Linked DNA regions of Homo sapiens: regions 2 and 3 are each linked to region 1. A link is a contact called in ENCODE Hi-C or POLR2A ChIA-PET data. All regions are on one chromosome and are shown on one strand. The core of a region is the stretch at or near the end of the contact, and the rest is flanking DNA. Distances in the headings are between cores, read along the strand shown. Region 1 overlaps GAS7 (growth arrest specific 7). Region 2 overlaps GAS7 (growth arrest specific 7). Region 3 overlaps GAS7 (growth arrest specific 7).

What was found. A loop is a pair of places that touch in the nucleus more often than their neighbours do. ChIA-PET counts read pairs that join two places held with the same protein, here RNA polymerase II (POLR2A). Pooled maps may share reads with other maps.
Region 2: a pooled map shows a loop between it and region 1 (2.0-fold over the local background). The contact joins two enhancer-like sites. A Hi-C loop is called at or near these places in 2 of 50 pooled maps. POLR2A ChIA-PET finds 5 or more read pairs at or near these places in 3 of 52 experiments (B cell, WTC11 and activated B cell).
Region 3: a loop to region 1 is called in a pooled map, with 3 times the contacts of the local background. The contact joins two enhancer-like sites. A Hi-C loop is called at or near these places in 1 of 168 maps with a recorded cell type or tissue (CD14-positive monocyte), 1 of 37 single-sample maps with no recorded cell type and 4 of 50 pooled maps. POLR2A ChIA-PET finds 5 or more read pairs at or near these places in 2 of 52 experiments (B cell and activated B cell).

Annotation. Positions count from the first base shown.
Region 1 is chr17:9,999,916-10,002,947 of GRCh38, forward strand. The region is part of intron 2 of GAS7 (growth arrest specific 7); the gene reads right to left. Among named protein-coding and RNA genes, the nearest start is that of RCVRN, 96 kb to the left of the region's middle. Within about 2 kb of position 1,561, at least 3 of the 41 ENCODE cell types and tissues checked have a DNase peak (open chromatin) inside an H3K27ac peak, as active enhancers do; they include CD14-positive monocyte, where a contact is called at or near this core.
Region 2 is chr17:10,170,244-10,173,275 of GRCh38, forward strand. All of the region lies in intron 1 of GAS7 (growth arrest specific 7), which reads right to left. Among named protein-coding and RNA genes, the nearest start is that of GAS7, 27 kb to the right of the region's middle. RefSeq lists enhancers at 580-1,406, 1,407-2,232. Within about 2 kb of position 1,593, at least 11 of the 41 ENCODE cell types and tissues checked have a DNase peak (open chromatin) inside an H3K27ac peak, as active enhancers do.
Region 3 is chr17:10,148,818-10,151,849 of GRCh38, forward strand. All of the region lies in intron 1 of GAS7 (growth arrest specific 7), which reads right to left. Among named protein-coding and RNA genes, the nearest start is that of GAS7, 48 kb to the right of the region's middle. Within about 2 kb of position 1,419, at least 3 of the 41 ENCODE cell types and tissues checked have a DNase peak (open chromatin) inside an H3K27ac peak, as active enhancers do; they include CD14-positive monocyte, where a contact is called at or near this core.

The DNA of each region.
Region 1 (3,032 bases), core at 311-2,810:
TGCAAAGAGGACTGAAAACTTCATCCATGCAGAGGAATGGTAAGATGCTAGGAACAGGGGCAGCCTTAAAGGAGCGCTTCTCAAACGTCAGAGCGCATCAGAATCACTTGAAGGACTGGTTAAAACAGATTGCAGCTGTTAGGCACTGACTAAGACTTGGTCTGTTTCATAGACTTGGTCTGTTTCATACTGAGATGGTCAGTTTCAAGCCAGTCCTATGATGCTGTGTGATATAAGCATCACAGTCCTCTGGAGGCAGCATTAAAATGCAAATTTCTGGGTCTCACCCCTAGAGTTTCTGATTTAGTAGGTCTGGGGTAGGGCCTGAGAAATTGCACATCTAACAAGTTCCCAGGTAACGCTGATGCTGCTGGTCTGGGGACCACACTTCGAGAAACACTGGTCTAGAAGGCAACAAAGGGCAGGGTTTTCTCTGCACCAGGTGCTACCTTTATCCAGGTGTTGGAGGTAGGACCCTTTAAAAGAAAGGCATAAGAATCAAAACAACCCACCAATTACTCTTGACTTGAAAGCACCCTCTGCCTGCACCATTTCCTCCAAACGGGTGGTAATGATGAAAACTACAGAAATGACATCAGGTTGGTCAGAGAGATCTAGGAAAAGAAGAGTGAACGCAACAGGGCAGATTCACTGAGAGTCATGAAATCAGCCAGGTTCCCAGATACTCAGGTCGTCATGAAAGTTCCTTGAGATTTTCATCTCTGTCTCTAAATTCTGCTAGTGAAGAAAGTTCTGCGTTTGCACACCTTGTTATAAGAATCTACTCTTCATACGAAAGAGTGGAGCCAGCTAGGTGGGATCGCAGCATTCAAAAATCACCATGTGCCCCTGGCCCTTTCTGTTCTTCCGCTTCCCAAGGCTTTGCGTCTGCTCTGTCTTCTCCGTACCTTTCTGCAGTGGCACCCATCTACCCAATCAGCACATACCATTTGTATATACCAGGAGCAGAAAGCAAGCGAAGTCTTGGTCTGAGACAAGGAGTCATCATCTCCTTGCCTTCCAGCCTGGCACACTCCTTCTCCAGTGGCAGAGAGCACACGGGCTGGGCATTGTTGGATGCTCCTTGTATCATATAAAAACAAACAAACAAACAAAGCCCTGGGCCTTTTCAGGCTCAGGTTCACGTTCACACAGCTTGGCCCTGGAACAAACCCCTGATGGCCAGAACATAAGACCACTTGTTTAACGTAGCAACACCCCAAAATACAACTAGAAGATTCGAGCAGGAAAGAGGGAAGAGGACACGAATAAAAACAGAAATCTGAGAAAGATCAAGAGAAACAGAGGAGCAAGAGGGTTATGCTAGGGAATGGGAAGCAAAAGAAAGTCTTGGTGCTAAGCTCCAGCCCTCTCCTCTATTTCAGAGAAATTATTTTTATCCTACTTATAAACGTAATACAGGTCCAGGGAAGAAACACTGGAAAACAGAAAAGTAAAAAGAGGAAATAAAACCCTCCCTAATCCCATGCCTTGGAAAGAAGCACTGTGAACAAGCACCTTCTCCCCAACTTGATGAGGTGTCGTCTCACTGCCGGGAGACACCCAGCCAGCAGGAATCGGGGAAAAAAGGGAAGTGGAGGCAGGAGCTGAGCGCTCCCCTGCAGCGGCCATCAGGGTTGTCTCTCAGGGGAAATACAGAGCCTGAAAGGTTTTAAAAACTAGCCCAACTCTCTCTTTTAGAGATGGGGGAATTGCAATTTCAGGATTCTGGAAATGCAAGGAAGAGCTTAACATAACCAGGAAACAGCACAGCTGCAGGCAAGACCTTCAGCCAAGTCCTCTCTGGTATGGTTCAGAGCAGCCAAGAGAAGGATCAAAAGTATTTGGAAATTAATTGTTTTTTAAGTCCCTCTTTTCTGCAGCTTGTACCAAAAAACAAAAACACATAATTTTAAAAAAATCCATCTCTCTTGGAACTGCCACCAAGACAGCTCTTCTAAGCAAGAGCCTGCACCCCACATTCACCGATGGCCTGGCAAGGCAATGGGAAAACAAGCCACCCTTCCTGCTGCTCATGCCACCTGAACCTCATGCCGGGTATTGAAATGTAGGGGACAGATTGCAACCTGTTTACAGCATCCTAGCGGACACGATACCACTGCTTAGCTATCAGTGCTCAAAGATAACCACTAGTGTGGGGCGGGGGAAGTGTGTCAGTTTCCAGGGGGCTGCTATAACAAAATGCCACATTACTGGGTGGCTTAAAGAACAGAAACGTATTGTTACAGTTCTGGAAGCCAGAAATCTGAAATCAAGATACTGGCAGGGTTGGCTCCTTCCAAGAATCTGTCCCAGGCCTCTCTCCTAGCTTGTGGTGGCCTTGGGCATTCCTTGGCTCGTAGATGGCTTTCTCCCTGTGCCTTCGCAGCGTCTTCCCTCCATGAGTGTCTGTCTCTGAGTCCACATTTCCTCCTTGTGATGAGGACCCCAACATATTGGATATAGGTCCACTATACTCCAGGAAGACCACATCTTTTTATTTTTTTAATTATACTTTAAGTTCTAGGGTACATGTGCACAACATGCAGGTTTGTTACATATGTATACATGTGCCATGTTGGTGTGCTGCACCCATTAACTCATCGTTTACATTAGGTATATCTCCTAATGCTATCCCTCCCCCGTCCCCCCATCCCACAACAGGCCCGGGTGTGTGATGTTCCCCTCCCTGTGTCCAAGTGTTCTCATTGTTCAATTCCCACCTATGAGTGAGAACATGCAGTGTTTGGTTTTCTGTCCTTGCGATAGTTTGCTGAGAATGATGGTTTCCAGCTTCATCCATGTCCCTACAAAGGACATGACCTCATCCTTTTTTATGGCTGCATAGTATTCCATGGTGTATATGTGCCACATTTTCTTAATCCAGTCTATCATTGTTAGACATTTGGCTTGGTTCCAAGTCTTTGCTATTGTGAATAGCGCCACAATAAACATACGTGTGCATGTGTCTTTATAGCAGCATGATTCATAATTCTTTGGGTATATACCCAGCAATAGGATGGCTGGGTCAA
Region 2 (3,032 bases), core at 343-2,842, 170 kb after region 1:
TGGCTCCCCTGACACTCAGGGTAAATGTCAGATCCTTGTGAGGGTCTCAAAAGCCCTCGTGCTTTGGCCCCACCCACCCCTCAGTCTGGTCACCTCTCTGTCCCCATCTCCAACACTCCCCACACCACACACACTCACTCTGCCCCAGCCACACTGACCTCCTTGCTGTTCCCTGACCACTCCAGGAATGCTCTGGCCTCAGGGCCTTTGCACATGCTGTTCTGTTTTCTGGCTGGAATGCTCTTCTCTCAGCAATCCACGTGCTTACTCCATCGTATCTTCCAGGGCTTTGCACAGATGCCCTCTCCTAATGAGACCTTCTCTGCCCATCCCATTTAAAATGACACATTTTCTAGATCACCATGCAGTTTGCTTAGTTTTCCTTGCTATCTGTCACCCCTAACTAAAATGTAAACTCTATAAAGTCAGGATGTCTGTGGTTTTACTACTACTACATCTCCTACTTTCCAGGTTGTGCCCTGCACACGGCTGGCACTGAACGAGCGTTTGTTCAGTGAATGAGCCCCGTATCTTGTTAATCTGCTGAAAGGTTCCAATGAGAAAGAAAGTGGCCTTTTAAACTTACATCTTCTGCCCAGCAGCTCTGTCACCTCGGAGGTGGTCTCTGAGCTTAGAAGTATCCCTCTGCCACACATAAATACCATCACAGATCCCTGAACAACTCAAAGGCCAGCTGGCACTTTCTGTGGCTGAGCCAGCGAACCACTGGGATCAATTGTCTTCTAAGCTCAGCAATTTGCCTAAGTCCCAGCCAAGGGCAAAAGTCCTCCTAACTCCCAGGCACCATTTCTCTCTCTGTAGCTTCACTTGAGCCGCAAAGAATCCAGGATCCCTCAAGCTCTGAGTTCCATTCATGGAAAATCCTAAAACTTCCTTCATCCCTTCAGTCAGAATCTTTTCCTCTTTTGGTTTGGAAGAAACCCAGAGGTGTTAAAACTGAACATCTTGACCGAATTTCCTCCGGGCAAGCTTTCCCCAAGCTCGCTTACTCCAACACACCAGCCCCTCCTGCCAGACCCAGTCAGAGCCAGACTTTTGAGTAACTTGGTCCAAGCAGGGCTCTGACAGCGAACCCAGAACCCCATTCACAGCTGGCTCCCTGCCTGTCACCAAGAATAGCTCCTTAAATCAGGTCTTCGGGTAACAAATGAGGAACACATCAATTTAGCAGGAAATCGGCTTCCCTTGAAGCGTCTCTGAAGTTTGTTGAGACAAAAGGAATCTACAGTGCTTGAGTAATAGGAAAGACCACCTGCAACTTTTACAGAACTTCTTTTGGACTTGAAAATTCTAAGACGCTAGGGGGAAGAAATCTCGAAAATGAACAAGATCCAAATGCATAAGGATTCATTTCCCATCTCCCTAAATAATCACAGCCACATGCTTCTTATCTGCCATAAAAACCAGGCAGTCCGTGTAAGGGACGGGTGAAGCAGTGAAGAACGCTGGTCCTAAGCAGTGTTGAAACCTCTGATTGGTTGTGTGTCCTGAGCAAATTCTTTGACCTCTCTGAGCCTTTATCTGAGAAATGGAATCCACCTCGCCAGGCTGTTGATAAGATTACATGAGAAATCCTGCATGAAAGCCCTCTGTAACCGCTATAGGACTAAACAAGTGACGTTTCAACACACACAGGAAATGCCACTTAAGTTCAGAACTCTCTGAGGGGCACCAGGAGCAAGCACAAAAATAAAAGACTGTCATCACTTTTGTCTTCAAGAAGCTTCAAGTTCAGCTGGGAAAACAGCACACACAGGACAGCGGATGATCTAGCATTCGCAAAAGCAACATACTAAGAAAAGCATACACCTCCATCTGCTGCTTTCCCCTAAGTGTCCCTCGGGTCTGCTTGTTTGGATTCTAATATCTGCCTAACTACCCATCAATCTGGCTACTTCCTGGACTGCAAAAGACCTCAAAGCTATGTGTAAAAGAAGTCTCTAAATCTAAGCCAGATAGGATGGCCTGCCATGGCAGCCCTCATTCCACTCCTCAGGTCCAGTCCTGGTTGACTTCACCTCATCACCCACCAGCCAGTGCAGCTAACCTCCTTCCTCTGCCGCATGTCCGGCCCTGCCCAAGGATTCCCCAGGGGGCAGCCAATCATCTTGTTCACCTCCAGCACAGCACTGTGCATAACACTCTGTATTGCTCTCAACTTTGCCCCCAGGCCAGCTGAAAGCAGAGGAAAGAAGAAAGGAAAACAGAATTCAAATGGAGCAATTAGCAAAAGGAGAAATGAGGAAGCAGATTAAAAAAAAAGAAGAAGAAAAAAAAAGAAACAGAAAGGGAGACAATCAAAGAAAAAATGAGGAACATACAGAACTATCACTTGACATCTGACTTTATAGCTTAGGAAGGGCTTAACCTCACATTCTGTGGCTTGCGCCTCTTACAACATTCTGCAGGGCTGAGTAAGCAAGGCAGGGAATTTTACACCCATTTAGGAAATGAGCAAACTAAGGCTTGACAGACTTTAATGAAGCGCTTTGTAGCCAGAGCCCCTCACTGCCTACCTTCTTATTTCTCAAGTGCCTTTTCCATTGCCAGTAACCCATGCAGTCTCAACAAAAGACTAAAGATTCAGCATCTGGAGGCAGAACTGAAGACCAGAAAAAGAAGTGGATGGTGTTATTCACAACAGCCAAAACATGGGAACTAGCCAAGTGTCCATCAACTGATGGATGGATAAACAAATGTGGTATATCCATGCAATGGAGTATTATTCAGTCATGAAAAGCAATGAAGTACTGATACACGTCACTACGCAAATGAACCCTGAAGACATCATGTCAACGGAAATAAACCAAATACGAAGTCCACCCATTCTGATTCCATTTCTGTGAAACACCTAGAATAGGCAGATGCATAGAACCAGAAAACAGATGAGTGGTCGCCTGATGCTGGGGGCGGGCGAAGGGAGGAGAATGGGGAGTGGCTGCTTAATGAGTATGGGTTACTTTCGGGATGATGAAACTTCTGGAACTGGATAATGGTGGTGGCTGTATAAC
Region 3 (3,032 bases), core at 169-2,668, 150 kb after region 1:
GAGAATGGCATGAACCTGGGAGGCGGAGCTTGCAGTGAGCAGAGATGGTGTCACTGCACTCCAACCTGGGCGACAGAGAAAGACTCCGCCTCAAAAAAAAAAAAAAAAAGAATCCTCTCTTGAACAGAACGGTATCAGGTCAACTGGATGATGAATAAATGATGGAGAACCCTGGCCCATATGATCCAATAAACCATCTTCCTGCTCCAGAAGGTTGCTGCAAGGCATGTCAGCCTAAATAGAAGAGGATCCATTTTTGTTCATTTTTATGTATTTATTTTGTTTTATTTATTCATTTATTTTGAAACAGAGTCTTGCTCTATCACCCAGACTGGAGTGCAGTGGTGCGATCTTGGCTCACTTCAACCTTCATCTCCTGGGTTTAAGCGATTCTGCTGCCTGAGCCTACAGAGTAGCTGGGATTACAGGTGCCCGCCACCATGCCCAACTAATTTTTGTATTTTTAGTAGAGACAGGGTTTTGCCACATTAGCCAGGCTGGTCCCAAACTCCTGACCTCAGTTGATCCACCCGCCTTGGCCTCCCAAAGTGCTGGGATTACAGACGTGAGCCACCGCGCCCGGCCCCATTTTGAAATAACATATCTCACCTTATAGAATTTTAGGATACTGCAGCCGAAGAACACAAAAACCAACTTATATTTTTGTGACTTTCCATCAATTCCATTTGAGGATTAGAGGTGGAAAAGAGGTAGAAACAGTTTGGCAGTTCTTTATTAAGCACAGAGTCCTCATACAATCTAGTAATTCCACTCCTAGCTAGAGACCCAAGAGAACTGAAAACATGTCCCACAAAAAAACTTGTACACCAATGTTTGTCACAGCATTATTCACAATAGCTAGAAAGTATAACCAATTCACATGTCCATCCACTGATGGACAGGTAAAACGTGGCATATCGGGATAATGGAATATTATTCAGCCATGAAAAGGAATGAAGTGCTGATGCATGTTACAATACAGATAAACCTCGAAAACATTACACTAAGTGAAATAAGCCAGACACAAAAGGCCAGATATCATGTAACATTATTCTGTTTCTATGAAATGCCTAGAATAGGCAAATCCACAGAGACAGAAATCGATTAGTAGTTGTTGGTTGTTAGGGGTAAGGAGATGGGGTGAATGGGGAGTGACAGCTAACAGGGAAGGGGTTTCTTTCTGAGGTGATGGAAGTGTTCTGCAGTTAGTGAATATATTAGAATACTACACAGTGAATATACTATAAACCACTGAACTGTATACTGTAGAGAGCTGAGTTTTACGTTATGTGAATAACATCTCAATAAAGAAAAAAATATTAACTATTTTTTAAAGACCTAGAAATAGTGGTTAACCAACTAATCAGGAATTAAAAGGGCAGCATACCAGGTGATGACTCATTCACCAACTCCCAAGAGGAAGTGTGGTTGTGACATTTACGTTGATTTCATCTGACCTCCAACCTCAAACCCCAGGCACTCTCTTGCACACTTCAACTTTCCGTTTTCCTTTCTCCCTTCCGCCCATTCCCCTTTGACTCTTTCCTTTTCTTCCTCTCCTTTTCTTCTCTTTCTTTCTTTCTCTCAACTGGTTAAGTACACACACACACACACACACACACACACACACACACAAAGTGTAAATGGATACAGTGAAGGTAGTGGGCTTTTGAAATGTAACTTTTCTCCTTGCCTATAGAAGTTGTTGAATGAACACCTATGAGAGGCAGCAAATTGGAGTCATCTGGACTCAGTAATGAGGCTGTTACATTTCTTTTTTTTTTTTTTTTAGACAGGGTCTCACTCTCTTGCCCAGACTGGAGTGCAGTGGCACGATCTCGGCTCACTGCAACCTCTGCCTCACAGGCTCAAGCAATTCTCCTGCCTCAGCCTCCCGAGTAGCTGGGATTACAGGCATGCATCACTACCGCCCAGCTAATTTTATATTTTTAATACAGACAGGGTTTCACCATGTTGGCCAGGCTGGTCTCGAACTCCTGACCTAAAATGCTCCACCCACCTCGGCCTCCCAAGCTGCTGGGATTACAGGCGTGAGCCACCGCACCTGGCCAAGGCTGTTAAATTTCATTCAATCCAGGCATCATCATGGTGTGACCATAAGTGAGCAAGTCACTTTACTTCTGTGCCTCAGTTTCCCCACCTGTAAAATGGGGACAATAGTAGAACCTAACGCATGAAGTTGTTGTTAGGATTAAAAAGAATAGAACAAAGCTTGACACCCAGCAAGTGCTCTACAAAAAAGTAGAAGCCTGTGAACTGAGGCTGGTTCTGAGGTTCCCTGGACCTGACTTAAAAGCATATTTCCAGATGTCAGACTTCTTCTTTTTTTAAGTTTGGTTATTTTTTTTTAGAGATGGGGTCTTGCTCTGTTGCCCAAGCTGATTTCAAACTCCTGGGCTCAAGTGGTTCTCCTGCCTCAGCCCTGCTAGTAGCTGGGACTATAGGCACAGGCCAACATACCAAGTTAAAGGGTTTCGTTTGCTTGTTTTTGTTTTTGTTTTTTTTTTAAATACTTGTCACTGATGAAGCTCAGATGAAGCCTCTTTTAAGTATTGTTTTCTAACAATACTGTTTTCTAACAAAACTGTCACATGTTCATTTTTCTTGGTGATATTTTATCTTGTTATTAAATATTATTCTACGTCATTTAATGACAGCATTTAATGTGATTATAAGAGTCTATCATCAATCTACGTACCTACCTACCATCTATCTATTTATTTACAGATAGGGCCTCACTCTGTCATCCAGGCTGGAGTGCAATGGCATGATCATGGCTCACTGCAACCTTGACATCCTTGGCTCAAGTGAGTCTCCCACCTAAGCCTCCTGAATAGCTAGGGCTACAGGTGTACACCACCATGCCCAGCTACTTTTTTTATTTTTTACAGAGAAAGGGTTTCCCTAATGTTGCCCAAGCTAGTCTTGAACTCCTGGCTTCAAGCGCTCCTCCTGCCTCGGCCTCCCAAAGTGCTAGGATTACAAGCACGAGCCACCATAACCCAACCTAA